2 separate regions of the Homo sapiens genome follow, and region 2 is linked to region 1. A link is a loop called in an ENCODE intact Hi-C map of the cell type or tissue named here. Cell type or tissue: heart left ventricle. All regions are shown on one strand. Each heading gives the region's core, and the rest is flanking DNA. Links, peaks and the distances in the headings are about the cores only. Region 1 overlaps RBM20 (RNA binding motif protein 20). Region 2 overlaps RBM20 (RNA binding motif protein 20).

Region 1 (2,917 bases), core at 167-2,666:
TGGGCGACTTAAGCCACAAGGACTCAGTAACGGTTGAAGGTCACACAGTGAGTGGGTGATGCAGCCAGCCGTAGCCCGAGTCTCCCACCTCCCAGGTGAACACTCATTATATTCACTGGATCTCAGTCTTTCCCTGACTTTGTCCCCACACGTGGGGTGTATACCACTGCCAGTTGCCTCCTCCTTACATTATTGTGTTTTAACACCCTCTTCTACTTCCAGTGAGGGCCACTATACCACCCGCTGCAGGACATGTCCCCGGCATGGAGGCCAGATTATCCCCGTCTATCCTGGTACCGGAAGAGACCCATAGTATCATAATAAATAACAGTATTCATGGGGGCCAGGTGTGCCATGTGCTTCTCCCAACCCAGCTTCCACCTCTTACCTTAATACTAGTTTTGGAGTAAAAGGAAGGATTAACTGACATGGCATAGTGGCTCATGCCTGTAATCCCAACACTTTGGGAGGTCGAGGCCTGCGGATCACCTGAGGTCAGGAGTTGGAGACCAGACTGACCAACATGGTGAAACCCCGTCCCTACTAAAAATACACCTTGTGTACTGGGAGGTGCTTTAGTGGAAATACAAAGTCTTTGGAATCCAACAAACATTGTTTCAAATAACCACATACTAGGCTTTGACACTTTAGGTGAGGTACTCAGTCATTTGGAGCTTCAATGTTCTAATCTGTAAAATGGGGATAGTGATCTTAATTTGTTTTAAGACTTGTGAAAATCAAGAGAATGTGTGAAGCAGGTAGCATAATTAGCCTTGTGCACCCAGACTTACTGCCTACCACATGTTCCCCACTCCTTCCTTGCCTGGCACAGTGCTGGTATACAGTAGGTACTCAATACATGCCTACGACATTGAACTGAATTTTCATTTGGGATGTTCAGCTTGTGCGTCTTCATTTCCAGATTGGAACTGGAGTTGTGTCCCAGTCTCTGGGTAAGAGCTAGGACCATACAATTAGAAGGGCTTATTCTAAGTATTGGCATTTATTCTCCTGGGAATTGCACTCCAGGCCGTGTATGAGGGTTCCTTTTATTTCAATAATCAAGCTCACATTCAGTGTATCATGTTACGGAGCTCACAATAGCAGATACACAGCTCCGGCTGTACCAGGTGACACGTGGCTCCTACCAGAATCCTGAAGGTAGGCACGGTCCTCATCCTTCTTTCCTGTGGCTGGCTGTGGCTGGCAGGTTTCAGGTGTTTGTTTTTAACCACTGCACATCACTGCTTCTCCCACAATGGCAGACAGGAGCAGAGCCTTCTATGTGGGTTTGGGAAGATGTGTGTGGTGGGGCGCTTTTCAATAAACTCTTAGTCTAAGAAAGTTCTGGGCATAATGAAAGAAGACAGAGAGAGGAAGGGCCAAACCTGCTGATTGGAGTAGAGCCTGGCAGCTTGGGGAAACCTAGTAGACCATGGGAAGGACTCAAGGCCAGAAGAGAAAGGCAGCCACGGCCAGGCTGGCTGGTTCCCTCAGGTCAGGAGCTGGGACTGGCGCTTTTAGGTGTCTGTGACTGAGTCAGCGGCTGAGGCCAACGGAGCCTGGGACAGCCTGTGGGCTGTGACTAAATTAGGAAGAAAAAGCCTTTGGGCTCTCCTGGGAGGTCACTGGGGCAGGTGGCCCATGGAAGAGCCTCTGGTGGGCAGCTAGAAACAGGCTGGTCAAACATATCCGACTGGCTTTCACTTTGGTTTTTCAGTGCGACTATAGAAACGTCACACACCGGGTCTGAATTCAGTCCCAGCAGGAGGGAAGCCCCCCTGATGCCAGGATACCCCAAGCCCCATCTCCTCCAAGGGGCTAAGTTAAAATAGGAGAATCTAGTAAGCCTCAATCACTAAGTCATTTATAAGCTCACTGGGGAGTTTTGACCTTTTAAAAGGAATATACCCTATTGACTGTTTTGGATAGGAGATTACAGTGGACACCAGGCATTGCAGGTAGACATCAGCCTGTCCCAGACAGGACAAATTGGAATGATGGTTGCTTTGCATAACCTGACAATGAAGTACCTGTGACAACAGATTTTGATTTTAGAAAATCACGTGAAGGTTGAGTTTGGTTTGAGTGTTTAAGGATTACAGTGTGAGATTTGGAAGGAGAAAAGTAAAAAAAAGTTGGCAGGAGAACGGTGGCTCCTCGGAAGAAAAGTTACATTTCTAAGTAATCAAACTCTGAATGAGGCCAGCCAGGGTCTTTAGCCACTTCCTCACAGAGAGGGGCTTCTTGGCTTTTTTTTTTTTTTTTTTTTTTTTGGTATTGTACTTTCTGCAAGACTGGTTGAAGGCGTTAGCCTGAGAGCACAGTTTCTCAACTGCAACACTATTGATATCTTGGGCCAAATAATTATCTTTTGTGGTGGTTGTCTTGAGCATTGTAGGATTTTGTCAGCATCCCTGGTCTCTGCCCAGTAGATGCCAGTTGCATCCCATCACCCCCCTCAGTTCTGACAACAAACTGTTTCCAGCATTACCCTGGGGGCCAAAATCATCCCCAGCCACTGCTTAGAGCAAAGGAGAACTCACTTTTCCTCCTGAAAGGTATTGCAGTTACCACTGGGTAGGTGAAATGATGGGTCATCTCCGTTCATCTCCTGTTCCACAAAAATAAAGAAGGGCAAGTGTTTCAGGAGCTTTGCTGGCTGGGAGTCAGTTTGCTGGGGTTGTCTGATGTAGCTGGATTGCTAAGGTTTTTAAGGGTATCTTCAGGACCAAATTTTCACCCGTGAAAACCCAGAGTAAAAAGCAAGCAAGCAAACAAACAAACAAACAGACCACCACCACCACCACCCACAGCAGCAACAACAAAAAATAGGGAAGTAAACCAGGCGAGGCTTTGGAATTTTATTAAAAATGGTCAGCGCGATCAGACCTAGATCCCTTCTTCTGAAGTGCTC
Region 2 (2,917 bases), core at 110-2,609, 110 kb before region 1:
GTATTATTTTTTAAGCAGTGAATAAAAATAATTATAAACAATAGAAAAAGTTTTGGTTTAGCATTTGATGGCTAGTGTTACCTGCGTGTAAATGCTTGTAGTTAATGAAAACATGAATCCAGCTTTGATCTCTTTGATCTATAGTCTTCCGTATAGCATTAGAACACTGGCTGTCTATATTTTCAGAGCAAAGTGCTCCCCTCACTCGGAATAGAAAATGTTGTAAGTAGCAACTCCGATTTACAGACTCTAATTTTACAGACATTCTGCAGAAGGATCTCCGTGTAACTGTTAGGGAGTCATTCGCAGGCAAGTTGTGTATGATGTTCACCCACTTTGATGGGTATGCTGACAATTACATCCAGAGTCAGAGAGAAGAAATAAGAATTTGCTAAAAAGGGACATTCCCTTTCATTCATACTTGGTCCTTTCTGGAAAGAGGATGGAATTTCTAACATCTGTGCCAGTTAACATCAGTTTGAGCCCAATTTTAGGGGAAATAGGAATACACTTGTAGAAGGAATTTTGAAAATTTTAAATACCATCTTAAACTGCACATAAGACAAGCATTCAGCAGGGAAAACATCTGAGAGGATTAAGCCTTTACCCCAACAGGGAAGAAAAGGGGGGGGTGCTATTTTCTTAGCAGCCTGAATGATTCTTTTGCTTATCTAGAAAGCTTTCCAAAGTTTTATCAGAAAAAGAAATTTTGCTTGAGGGTTTGTTGTGATAAGTATTTTTAGATAGTATGTATAATCATTTAGTTGTGAATTTTTCTCAAATTGCCAAAGAGATCAGTATTATGAAATGTAGTACATTATTCCCATTAGTCACAGTAAAGGACTATGCATATGGTGCACACAGAGCTGTTCTAATGCCAGTGCTGTAGGGGGGAAAAGAAGAAGAAGAAGAATTTGATCACCCTTTTTATTTTTCTATCCATGTATTCTTTTGCTACCTCCTTCGCAGTTTATCTAATTAATAATTTAAAAAGCCCAAATCTGTCCATTGGAATGTGAACTCTGATCTGTTAAGATCTCTTTGCCAGTCCTAATAGTCACCAGGGGGCAGAAAAAAACCAACCAGGATTGACTCACAGTGAAATGATTCCACATTATCCAGTTTCTTTCTTTCCTTCTGATTTATTTATTTATTTATATATTTATTTATTTATTTTTGTGGCTTTAAGTTCTTGACTCCAGTTTAAACTAATATTCTTCCCCGCCCACAACAGCCGGTCCTCAAGTGAACAAATTGATATAGCTCAATTCACAGGTTTGATAAACAAGAATACACAAAATGTTGGGAACTGGGGTTTAATCAAGGGATAGAAATTAAAATGGACTGAACTAAATATGGAAAGTAAGAATTGAGGAAGCTTGAGATACTGGAGTTAAAACCCAAAAGAGAAGTTCAGAAGTAGGACACCCCTCTCCCTTCATCTGTCCTGGTCTCCCTGCCAGACAAAAGCTTGAATGGTCTCCTACACCACAAAATCCTACTTAATCTGATTTTTATTTCCTGCCACAGTGATTATTTAATTGGGGATGGTCTAAATGATATTATTTGGTATATTTTAACAGGGAAAATTGCTGTGGATCTGCAGCTAGTGTGAGTGACTGGTAGCTGCGTTTAGAGTGTTGAAAAGTTTTGCATTAAGTAAAATGATCCATATTACAGAATCATGGCAAAGATGGTAATTAGTGGTTTGCAGAAAGGAGCACACGGCAGTTCCCTTTCTGTTTAAAGAACCTGGCTGGATCTTGAGAATATGCGTGTTATCCTGGATGCCTAATACTGCATGTTCCCACCAGTGAGTAGACTGGCAGATTCTGATCCTAATTAAGAAGACATGTTTTTGAATCAGGAATGTGAATTTGGTTTGCAACACCACCACGGGGGTATTGTTGGTGAGCTGATAGTTTGACTGGCTCCATGGGTGGTCACTGTTTAAATTCCACCCAACTAAAGAGCTGTACAAGATTTTAGTCTTCAAAGTTTACACACAGCAAGTGTGGGGAGAAGTTATCACTGCCAGCTGTTGGGGGAGGAAGTGAAAGTGAGAAGGACCCCTCCCCCCAAATAACTTGTGTGTGTTTTGGATATGTTGCATATATCCATTTAATATGATAAACTCTTTACCGCGGTGGAAGTTACAGTCAAGTTGATTGATCTTCCTCTTCCCCACAGCTCCTGATGGATTTTATAAGATAAGTAAGTCCCCTGATGGTTTCTAAGGCAACTTTTCCAACTTGCTGACAGCAGATCTGTAGGGGAGATGGCACATATTGGTGCTGATGTACTTTATGGGCAAAAAGGGAGCAGTTAAGCAACTTGCATGAGGATGTGTTCATAACTCACAGCTCAGTTGGACAAATCAATCTTTCCATGTGTTCAGAAACAAAAGGCAGGGGGGTCATGCATGTGTTTGGGAGTGGTTATCACCCCATGAAGATAGTTTCCACGCCAATTTTGCCTTCTTTAATGTGGTATTTGCTTTAAGGCTGTACCAGGGCCACTTGCTTCTGCCTTTTCTTTGCACCTGCTTTCTCTTGATCACACTAATGACCCATCAGTTCTCAGTTACCACTTCCCACTCTGACCCAAACCTGGAAACCTCCAATTGCTGCTGTCTGGACATCTTAAATACTTTTTGGTTTTGCAACTTGTCTGTGGACTCCTTCCCGAATATGTTTTTAAGTTTTGTTAGGCCTGCCCTTCAACCTGCCCTCCAGTGTCAGGAGTAGACTAGGTAATATATATTTTAAAGATGCATTGGTTTCACTAAATCTCCTCCTTTGGTTTATTTTGAATTAATTATTGAACAGAATGATTTAAGATCAGTCTGATATTTTCAGGTGTAAAATGAGCATCTTTGCTCTAAGTTAATTACTGGGCTTCTGTCGAGGAGTGCCAC

Evidence for each region. Hi-C counts contacts between places; a loop is a spot of excess contacts. Peaks named below come from ENCODE experiments on the same cell type or tissue, not always from the same donor. Only the 100,000 strongest peaks of a DNase experiment are listed, where the experiment ranks them.
Region 2: it touches region 1 in a loop (2.0-fold over the local background); 4 of 110 quality-filtered maps call a loop at or near these places.

The regions. Positions count from the first base shown.
Region 1 is chr10:110,761,500-110,764,416 of GRCh38, forward strand. The region is part of intron 1 of RBM20 (RNA binding motif protein 20); the gene reads left to right. Among named protein-coding and RNA genes, the nearest start is that of PDCD4-AS1, 110 kb to the right of the region's middle. RefSeq lists an enhancer at 2,661-2,917. In heart left ventricle, for the core only: no CTCF peak of the experiment used is centred there; a DNase peak (open chromatin) is centred at 1,522; H3K4me3 peaks cover 401 bases; H3K27ac peaks cover 2,500 bases.
Region 2 is chr10:110,648,091-110,651,007 of GRCh38, forward strand. The region is part of intron 1 of RBM20 (RNA binding motif protein 20); the gene reads left to right. Among named protein-coding and RNA genes, the nearest start is that of RBM20, 5.2 kb to the left of the region's middle. In heart left ventricle, for the core only: a CTCF peak has its summit at 1,062 (motif pointing right); no DNase peak of the experiment used is centred there; H3K4me3 peaks cover 2,467 bases; H3K27ac peaks cover 2,192 bases; H3K27me3 peaks cover 527 bases.